Regions from separate parts of the Homo sapiens genome. Here region 2 is linked to region 1. Evidence: read pairs that join two places in POLR2A ChIA-PET (ENCODE). Cell type or tissue: K562. All regions are shown on one strand. Links, peaks and the distances in the headings refer to the core of each region. The heading gives the core; the rest is flanking DNA. Region 1 has its middle 7.8 kb from the start of RASL11A. Region 2 overlaps USP12-DT (USP12 divergent transcript).

The links. ChIA-PET counts read pairs that join two places held together with the same protein. Peaks named below come from ENCODE experiments on the same cell type or tissue, not always from the same donor. Only the 100,000 strongest peaks of a DNase experiment are listed, where the experiment ranks them.
Region 2: POLR2A ChIA-PET joins it to region 1 with 6 read pairs; 9 of 35 experiments call an interaction of 5 or more read pairs at or near these places.

What each region holds. Positions count from the first base shown.
Region 1 is chr13:27,275,914-27,281,292 of GRCh38, reverse strand. No RefSeq gene overlaps it. Among named protein-coding and RNA genes, the nearest start is that of RASL11A, 7.8 kb to the right of the region's middle. In K562, for the core only: no CTCF peak of the experiment used is centred there; no DNase peak of the experiment used is centred there; H3K27me3 peaks cover 898 bases.
Region 2 is chr13:27,180,744-27,186,122 of GRCh38, reverse strand. USP12-DT (USP12 divergent transcript) reads right to left here. Exons shown (of 2, transcript NR_046548.1): 2 at 2,620-3,289. Among named protein-coding and RNA genes, the nearest start is that of USP12-DT, 11 kb to the right of the region's middle. RefSeq lists an enhancer at 2,287-3,486. In K562, for the core only: no CTCF peak of the experiment used is centred there; a DNase peak (open chromatin) is centred at 2,942; H3K4me3 peaks cover 245 bases.

The DNA of each region.
Region 1 (5,379 bases), core at 82-5,081:
TTGTTAATTTTATTATGATGCTACAATGTGGCCAGCATACAGGGCCCCAGCCACAGCCCCTCAAACACTGTGGCAGCATCCTCATATTTTCCCCAAGTGTGGGGAAAATCAATGGCCTTTCTTTTTAAACTCTGAACCTGTTACCTCTCTCTTGCCTCTCCCAGCACATAGACAGGTGCATGTGCACACATACGGCATGCAATTCCTGGAGACAGTGCTGGATAAGATCAATGGAGGGGGCAGGAGTGGGAGGGGGAATGCTTTGAGCTCTCAAAGGTGCATTGCAAATTTCTGCTCTGGCATAGTAACCATTCACTCCCACAGCCCTGGGACACGGGGATGACATTCGGTCACCTCCTCCTCTTCACAAGATGCTAACCTGCTGCCTCCTAGACAAAAGAAAGCACATGAACCACCAAGGGCTGCCGTAGAGGCTGCCTCTCAGGGCTCTGGTAAGAGAAGAGAGAATGTGGCCAGTGGGAGGGTGTCCCTGGGGCCCGTTGATGTAGATAATACCCACTACCCCCATCTCCAGCCCACTATGCCCATCCTAGAATGGCTTTCAAAGGGGTGACTCAAGGTCACCTGGCCATGGAGAAGGACTCAGCTCTGCCAAGTGGTACTGAGGCAGTCTGGACGCAGCTTGGCTGGATCAACTCACCCAGCACCCAGCCTCATGGCAGGACACCCAGCAATTCCTGTCTTCTTCCCATCAAGGCTTTTGCTGTCCAAGTCTGACTGCCCCTTGGATAAACAAGAAGCCTGGAACAAGTCCAGACCAGGGTCTTGCTCACAGGCTTCAAAGCTGGACGTCAGGTATCAATGCCAACCAGGAAGTTTGCTGAATTGCAAGTTCCCCACCAACCACAGCTCAAAAACATAGCAACAGAACCCCTGGGGCTAGACCCTGAAGCTGCATTTTTTACAAGTTCCCCACAAATATGTCAGCAGGCACAAAGACCTGGGCAGAGGAAACAGCCTGAGCTGCGGGGGATTATCTTCCCTTCCTGGAGCCAGAAATCCTGGTTTCTGGGCTCATATGACTTTAGGCCATTCATTGCTTGACTTCTCTGGGCCTCAGTTTCCTAATCTGAAATATGGGAGACACTTTTTTGGGGCATATGTGAAAAAACAAAATATGCTGAAACAGGGAAACTTCCCTTGTCCCCCTCACAGGGCATGTGACGGGGGAGTGGCTCACTTCTTCAGTGCCCCACTGCTCAAACCTCTAGGGGAGCATACAGACAGGCAGGCTGTGGGGCTCTGACCCCACGACAGTGTCTAGATGCGAACGTTTACAGCTAAAGGCCCAATGGGCGTGTGTTACAGGGTGCTTTTTTAGTTTGCCGTCTATAGGCGGCTTCTGTTAGCTCAATTAGACCCCTGCCTTATCGCAAGGACAGAGGGCTTTCTGTATGCCGGGGTTTCCTGCCTTGGTGTACTGGAAGAATCGGATCACAGGTGGGCTTGGAGAATGAGTGCAAGGTTTTATTGAGTGGAAGTAGCTCCCAGCAAATGGGGGAGCCAGAAGGGAGATGGCTTTTCCCTGCAGTCAAGCTGGCCCGGGCTCTCCTCCAACTACCCCAGCCAAACTCAGTGTTATTCTGCTGGCCTGCCGGAGAGCAGGTGCCTATGGGTGTGTTGCTCTGGACATCCAGCCACCTGCATGTTCCTTAACTGATGCGCTCCTCTGTATATCCAGCTATGTGTGTGTCTGCTTGCTGGGGTGTCAGGGTTTTTACAGGCACAGGATGGGGGCGTGGCAGGCCAGGGTGGTCTTGGGAAATGCAACTTTTGACAGAAAAGCAAAAATGCCTGTCCTCACCCAGGTCTGTGGGGGTGGAGCCCTACCAGGGACCACACCCTCCTCTACCCAGCATTTCCCTTCCCCTCTTCTGTATCATTTAAAGGGACCACACTCTTCCCATCCCAGCACTCTCATATCAATGGGAGCGATAATAGTTCTATCTCAATGGACTACTTAGAAAATTAACCCAGCATACATAAAAGATCAATAATTGTTAGGTGTTATTATTGAAGAAACAACTATTCCCTTGCAAACCTTCTTTTTCCCAGAAGTGAAATGGGAAAAATCATGTACTTCAAAGCAACTACTGTATCTTTTAGAGTATACAAGCAAGCCCAAGAAACACTCTTTTGCAAAAGCAGCTTCATAATGTACCAAGGTATTTTACTTTTATTTATTTATTTTTAAAGCTGGGGTCTCACTATGTCGCCCAGGCTGACCTTGAACTCCTGTGCACAAGAGATCCTCCCACCTTATTCTCTCAAGTAGCCAGGACTACAGGCCTAAAATATTTAAAAATAAATGAATAAACAACTACAACTTACTGACCAACTTATTTGTGTCAGATTCCACAAACAATTCTGTCTGATGGGTAGTATTATTTCCATTTTAAGATAAGGAAGCTTATATCACCAATGGCAAAGTTGGGATTTGAACACAGACCTCATTCTGGAACGTGTGCTATTCTGTCTCCACAAAGCTGGTTAGTAACAGCCTATTCATTGGCAGGAGCTTCTGAAGCATCCTTGTTTTCCCAGTTATAAATCCACATTAGTATTGCTCGGCGAAATTGGGTTATATAAGTAAGCCCTGCAGTTAATAGTGTTTTTCCAATATAAGCAAAGAATGCCAGTAAGAAATGGCAGTAAATATTTTACAATTTTAACTCATTAATCTTGAACTGAACTCATGCCTCTAAGGAAATGATGCTTTACAATTTGTAAAGTAAGAAACATCCTTTCTTAGTAAGGATACTTTCACACTCTTCGGAGTTTTTGCTTCCATCCGCCCTCAGCTCTGTGATCTGCATCCTCCATTGATTTTGTCAACACCCTCAGGTAGGGTCAGAGTTTAAATTTACATCTCTCGGAAAAAAGTCACACCTTCGGAGGTGTGACCCAGAACTCCCACTGAACTCAGTTCCTGGGAAAGGAGGCTGTCTTGGTCACAACAACATGTAGCACAGGGCTTTTTGCACAAAGTGGATTCTCAATGGATGTGATTTAAAATAATGCAAATCACTGTTGTCATGGTTTTTCTAAAGATATGAGGAAAACTGAAGGCATCTATTTTGTTCAAGTAGCCTTTCTCTGGAGAATGTTCTCTGAGTTAAAGAAGGGGAAAGGAGGCCAGGTACAGTGGCTCACACCTGTAATCCCAGCACTTTGGGAGACTGAGGCAGGGGGATCCCTTGAGCTCAGGAGTTCGGGACCATCCTGGGCAACATGGTTGTTGAAACCCTGTCTCTACCAAAAATATAAAAATTAGCTGGGTGTGGTGGTGCGTGCCTGTAATCTCAGCTACTTGGGAGACTGATATGGAAGGATTGCCTGAGCCTGGGTAGCAGAGGTTGCGGTGAGCCGAGATGGCACTATTGCACTCCAGCCTGGGTGACAGAGTGAGACCTTGTCTCAAAAAAAAAAAAAAAAAAAAAAAAAAGAGGCCAGGGAGATGGTTGGGAAAGGAGCTGTCTCTGACAGTTTGACGAAGAAAACTCAGGATATAGATATATACCCCTTGTTATGGTTAATACTGAGTGTCAACTTGATTGGATTGAAGGATACAAAATATTGATCCTGGGTGTGCCTGAGAGGGTGTTGCCAAAGGAGATTAACATTTGAGTTAGTGGGCTGGGAAAGGCAGACCCACCCTTAATCTGGGTGGGCACCGTCTAATCAGCTGCTATTGCGGTTAGAATATAAGCAGGCAGAAAAATGTGAAAAGAGAAACTGGCCTAGCCTCCCAGCCTACACCTTTCTCCCATGCTGGATGCTTCCTGCCCTAGAACATCAGACTCCAAGTTCTTCAGTTTCGGAATTCAGACTGGCTCTCCCTGCTCCTAAGCCTGCAGATGGCCTATTGTGGGACCTTGTGATTGTGAGAATTAATACTTAATAAACTCCCCATTACATACATATATCTGTTCTTTAGTTCTGTCCCTCTAGAGAACCCTGACTAATACACCTCTGTTCTCGTGAACAATAAAAAAATAACTTTAGGGACCCCAATATTTTTAACAGTTCAGCTTAGCCAATATTTTTGAGGATCCTGCTGTGTACTGGACACTTGAACAGGTGCTGTGGAGCTGAAGATAAATGAGGACTCAGTCAAATCCTAACAGAGCTGATTTTCTACTAGAGGAGAAGTACACAAGAAGATCCAGACATGGGAGGCTTCTGGACATTTCATCTAAGATAGGCACATTTCTACTCTGTTATGCTGAAAACTGCTTTGCCATTGCAACCAAATCATCACTTCCATAGATTAATTTTTTTCTAGGGCCCTAGCTCAATTAATGGTGTTTGGAAAATAATCTTTTTTTTTTTCCATATCACATCTTTCTTCCTAAGTGCCACAGTAGCTTGAAACTAATTTTAACAAAGTCTTTCAAAATATTCCACCTTTTGGAGAGAGAGTAAATGGTAATAATAGTTTATTAATCACAGAAAATATATTTGCATTGTAAATCTGAATTGGTAACTTTGCATAATGAGAAGTTGAAATCGCAACATATACAAGGAACAAAAAAGCAATTTGAGCCCCAATTTATGACTAAACAGTCATCTTGTCTTTTTTATTTGCTCTATTGTTTACCACTGCCTTCCTCAGTATTTATTTTAATCCATTTCTCTAAACAGATATTAATAAACTTTAGAACTTCCATTGTGCCCTTCGCCTAAACACAAGCAAAACAAATTTATTTTCTTCTATTATAATTGACTTATTTTTCCATTATTCGAGTTTGCTTCTCATGAGTTGCATGTGAAGTACGGAATGTTTGCAGGATGTACAATTTAGCCATTTTGGATTGCATCCATTTCTCCAGAACGACACTGATTGCAACATTAATTAAATCATTCTGCAGAGTTTTAAAGCAGAATCAGTGACTGAGCCTTGACCAGAAGGAGAACGAGTGCCAGCAGTGGAGGCCTGGGGGTTTCAGAGACAGATTTTCCCACTGAGACAGGGATGCTTCCCACAGAGGCAGGGATGGAGGAGGGAGGTGAAGTGGGTGGGGGAAGCCGCAGTCCCACCTCTCTCATGAGGATAGAGGTAAATTCTTGCACCGGCCGTGACACCTCAGAGGTAAGGCAAAACTATTGGATAAAATGCACAGATACTGTTCTCTCCACATCCACCAAGTTTTTTTTAATGTTCTACCCAATGTTCTGTCCAGTGTTTCAGGACTTCTGACCCCGCCTGCAAAATAATGACACCCATGGCTCTCTCAACTATGCCCTCCCCATTGGTGAGGGAAGGGGATGTTGGCTTAGAGCTCAGCTTCCCCTGTTAGGGCTTCCTTAGCACTCAGCCAAGCCCATATCCTCAGCTCTCTTCCCTACACAAATTCC
Region 2 (5,379 bases), core at 218-5,217, 95 kb after region 1:
TGTCAAAACTATCTCCAAAGAACAGACCCTACTGCCATTCTCCTTTCTCTAGATTTCTGTTTTTATTTTTTATTTTTTTAATTCTTTTGAGGCATAGTCTCATTCTGTTGCCCAGGCTGGAGTGCAGTGGCACAATCTTGGCTCACTGCAACCTCTGCCTCCCAGGTTCAAGCAATTCTCCTGCCTCAGCCCCCCGAGTAGCAGGGATTACAGGCGTGCACCACCACGCCCAGCTAATTTTTTTTTGAGATGGAGTCTCGCTCTGTTGCCCAGGCTGGAGTCCAGTGACGTGATCTCAGCTCACTGCAACCTCTGCCTCCCAGGTTCAAGCGATTCTCTGCCTCAGCCTCCCAAGGAGCTGGGATTGCAGGCGTGCACCACCACGCCCAGCTAATTTTTGTATTTTTAGTAGAGATGGGGTTTCACTATATCCATCTACCTTGACCTCCCAAAGTGCTGGGATTACAGGCCAGGCATGAACCACCGCGCCCAGCCCCAGCTGATTTTTTTTTTTTTTTTTTGTATTTTTAGTAGAGATGGGGTTTTGCCGTGTTGGCCAGTCTAGTCTCAAACTCCTGACCTCAGGTGATCTGCCCACCTTGGTGTCCCAAACTGCTGGGATTACAGGCGTGAGTCACAATGCCTGGCCTGATTTTTGTTTTAATTTTTAATATTTAAAGGATAGCAATCTCTCTGGGTATACTTTCTACTGATTTGATTTCATGATAGCTAAAAATCTGTGTTGCTTAAAGCAAAAGTTAGGTAGCAGCAATGGTGGAGGGGTTTTCATGACAAGGTTCACTGGTGTTGAGCATATACAACTGTAAACAAGTGATCCTATTGCCTCAGCCTCTGGAGTAGCTGGGACTCCAGGCACGCCACCACACCTGGCTAATTTTTAAAATTCCTTCTAGGGATGGAGTCTTGCTACATTGCCCAGGCCGGTCTCGAACTCCTGGACTCCAGGGATCCTCCAGCTTTGCCTCCCAAAGCTGTGGGATTACAGGCACGAGCCACCTTGCCTGGCCCCATGCTTCTTCCCTACTCTCAGAATGCTTGTTTGGCCAGGATGGGGCCCTCTTCCCTCACATAGCCTTGTGGCTTATGGGGAGCTGAGTCCTAGCCCCAGCTCCAGGAGCAAGACTGCTTAATCAAAGGAAATCCTCGACCTGTACCCTCAACAGTGAATCGTTCAGAAATTAACTTCTGTCTCTTTCCCCTACTTAAATGGAAACTCCAAGAGGGAGTGGATGTCTATCTGTTTTGCCAAGAACCTAGAACAGTGCCTGGCACGTAGTCCTTTTTTTTTTTTTTTTTTTTTTTTTTTTTTGTTGAGATGGAGTCTTGTTCTGTTGCTCAGGCTGGAGTGTAGTGGCACAATCTCGGCTCACTGCAACCTCCATCTCCCGTGTTCAAGCGATTCTCTTGTCTCAGCCTCCCAAGTAACTGGGACTACAGGCACAAGCCACCACACCTGGCTAATTTTTGTATTTTTAGTAGAGATAGGGTTTCACCATACTGGTCAGGCTGGTCTTGAATTCCTGATCTCAGGCGATCTGCCCACCTCAGCCTCCCAAAGTGCTGGGATTGCAGGTGTGAGCTACCATGCCTAGCCATAGTTTTTACTTAGTAATTTTTTTTTTTTTTTTTGGAGACAGTTTTGCTCTGTCACGCAGGCTGGAGTGCAGTGGCACGAGCTTGGCTCACTGCAACCTCTGCTTCCTGGGCTCAAGTGATTCTCCTGACTCAGCCTCCCTAGTAGCTGGGACTACGGGCACAAGCCACCACACCCAGCTAATGTTTTTATTTTTAGTAGAGGTGAAGTTTTGCCATGTTGGCCACGCTGGTCTCGAACTCCTGAGCTCAAGTGACCTGCCTGCCTCAGCCTCCCAAAATTCTGGGATTATAGGCGTGAGCCACTGCACCTGGCCCTTACTTAGTAACTACTTAATGGATTCGTTTTTCATTCCTCCTCAGCAAACATTAATTGAGCATATGTAAGACTCCAAAAGTCTAGTAGGGATGACTAGACATGTAAACGATTGCATAACAGTGCATGCTGGTAAACACCATCATGAAGTCATACATAACAGTCTGAGGTAGTCCTGAAGTAGAGGTCAGCACTTGGGCCAAGCTTCCCAGAGCTTCTGACATTGAAGCGGATCTTGGAGGATGAGCAGAGATTTGCCAGGTGAAGAATTAAGGCAAATGTAATCTGACCATGTAACTTGTTCAAACCAGGACACTTGGGCGGGTGGAGGGGGAGGGTGGTTAATTAATAATTACACCAGAAAATAGGCGTAAACAGGTTGTTCTGGGCAAACCAGACCACATGGTCACTCTTGGCAGAAGGAACAATGTGGGCAGATTTAAAGGATGGTGGAAGCCCTTGGGAAAGGCAAAGGTTCAGCGTGTTGAACAAGTGTGGCCTGTGGGAGGAGGGCTGAGCTGGAGTGGTGGGCTGGCCATAGCGAGAGGGCGCAGTTCTCGCAAAGAGCTTCAACTTGGTCCCCTGGCAGTGGGAACCTGTGGAGGTTTCTCCGCAGGGCAGCACTGGGACCAGACTTGCAGTCACTGTGGCAGGGTGTAAAGAACTGGAGGCACAGACTAGAGGCTAGATAGAGGTGAGGCAGGAGGCTGGACAGTGGTTTATTGGGGGAATTATGAGCCCCGATCTCAAGCAGTATGGGGATGGGACTTCAGAAGGAAATATATACACTGGGGTGGAACATTCCTGGGGTGGAACTCACTGGCCTGCAAGCAGCGATGGGAGGGCTGGGAAGGAAAAGAAGAAATGATGATGCTTAAATTTCCAGCTTGGGTGACTGACTGGTGGTGTTGGCTCTCCGTCCTCATCGGTGGTGACAAGTAGAGAATGACCTCAGCTGTTTGGCTGACTCAGAGTTGACAGAGCACAGATACAGGAAACTCAGTTTTGCAGGGACCAAGGGCCCAGCCAAGTGGCCAATCCAAAAGCTGAGTCACTAAGCCAAAGGGTCAGCACAGATGGAAAAGGAGACAAGGTGCCCGGGGGAGCAGGAAAGTCCGTGAGTGAAAAGTGTGGAAGCAGACAGGCAGGGAAGCGGGATCGGAAGCCAAGTTTTATGTTGATTCGTGAGCAGGCTTCGTGTATTTGCACCCTTTATTCAGAAGGCAGCAGGGGATTCTTGGGCTGATACATGGAAGAATCAATAAGCCATGGCCCCCAGGGTGGACATGTGGACTGTGGGGGCAGAGGAGTGGATCTGTAAGCAGGTCACAGTCTTAGAAGTGATGGTGCTCTGGGGACCTGGAGGAGGAAGGAAATCAGTGTAAATTAACAAATTGGCATTCTGTTTTGTCCTCAAGTCCCTTGTGAGGGGTTTTTTTTTTTTTTTAGATTCTTAGTTTTTGATTGTGATAAAATCACATATTTATCATTTTAGCCATCTGTCAACATATAATTCAGTGGCTTTAAATACATCCACAAGGCGGTGCATCTATCACCATTATTTATACCCCAACTTTTTCATCATCCCCAACAGAAACGCTGTACCCATTAAACAGTAACTTCCCCTTATCCCCCCCTTATTCCCTCTCTGATAATCTCTATATTACTTTTTATTTTTATGAATTTGACGATTCCAGCTATCTCATATTAATATAAGTGAAATCATACATTAGTCCTTTTGTGTCTGGTTTATTTCACTTAACAAAATGTTCTCCATGTTCATCCACGTCATAGCATGTATCACAATTTTACTTCTTTTTTTTTCATCTTTTGTTTTTTTTCAAAGATAGGTCTTGTTATGTTGCCCAGGCTGGCCTCAACTTCCTGACCTCAAGCAGCCTCCTGAGTAGCTAGGACTACAGGCATAGGCCACTGCACCCAGCCTTCATTCCTTTTTATGGCTGAGTAATATTCCATATATATGTGTGTACCACATTTTAGGTTTATTCATTCATGCATCATTGGACACTTGGGTGCTTCCACCTTTTGACTATTGTGAATAATGCTACTATGAACATGAGTGTGCAAATATCTGTTGGATTGCCTGGATTCACTGCTTTTGGATATATACCCAGACGTGGAATTGCAGAATCATATGGTAATTTTATGCTTTCTTAAGAACTGCCATACTGTTTTTTTTTTACCATTGGCTGCACCATTGTATATTCCTACCAGCAATTTCCCCACATTGTAGAGAAAATGGTTGCAATTTCTCTACATTTATCTACATCTTTCCTAATGCTTGTTAGTTTCATATATATATATATATATATAGACATCCTAATAGGTCCTTGTGAGGTTTTTGTTGTTGTTGTTTTGTTTGTTTTTGTTTGAGTAAGTCTGTCTCCCTTGCACCAAATGTGTTCCTTGATAGAAAAATTGAGCTTCAGGTCTGATGACTGAGGACTTGTCTCTGGACCCACTCTGTGCTGTCCTATCTCAGCTGTCCTTTCTCTAAGGCTTTGGGTACATACACCAGCAAAGAAATTTATGTGGGAGTTTTCACTAATTTATGTAACAGTCTTATAACACTCTTTACACACTATATCTTGGAAAATTTTTAAGTAGGGCACTAGTGATGGTAAGTGAGAGAACCAAGACTAGATTCCTCCAAAGAGACACTTCATTTAGACCATACTTCATCATTTTGCGAGGGGGCTCATGGCAATGTTATGAATGGACCTCAGGGAGGTGCCAACATGATTTCCAAAGGCCTGGTTATGCCTGTAACACAGTGGATGGCTTAAAGAGCAAAGACAGAACCTCACAATGCTTCCATGTCATCCAGTTCCCATCAGATCAATGGCAACTCTATCAATGTGAAAAGAGAGCAAGAAGCTACCGGGCTTATAACCTTGAAACACTCTTTTTATTTTATTTTTATTATGAAAGTAATACATTTTCAATATGAAATGTTAAACAAAAATGAAGTACACAAAGAAGAAAGGGAAAGCCTCTATAACTCTACTTCCCAGAATTAATCACAAGTTAAATTTATAATCTTCTAAATATTAGGTATAAAATTATACCTGTTCTCTTACATCTTATCTTGAAATTTGCTCTTTCTTTTTAACTTAATAATAGATTGTGGATATGTTTTTGGGCAAGGACACATACACCCTTGTCTTAATTTTTTTTTTTTTTTTTTTTTGAGATAGAGACTTGCCAGTCACCCCACCTAGAGTGCAGTGGTGTGATCACTGTTCACTTGACCTTCTGGGCTCAAGTGAACCTCCTTCCTCAGCTTCCCAAGTAGCTGGGACTACAGGCGTGTGCCACCACGACTGGGTAATTTTTATTTTTCTTAGAGATGGGTTTCTCACTATGTTACCCAGCTGGTCTGGAACTCCTGGGCTCAAGTGATCCTCCTGCCTAGGCCTCCCAAAGTG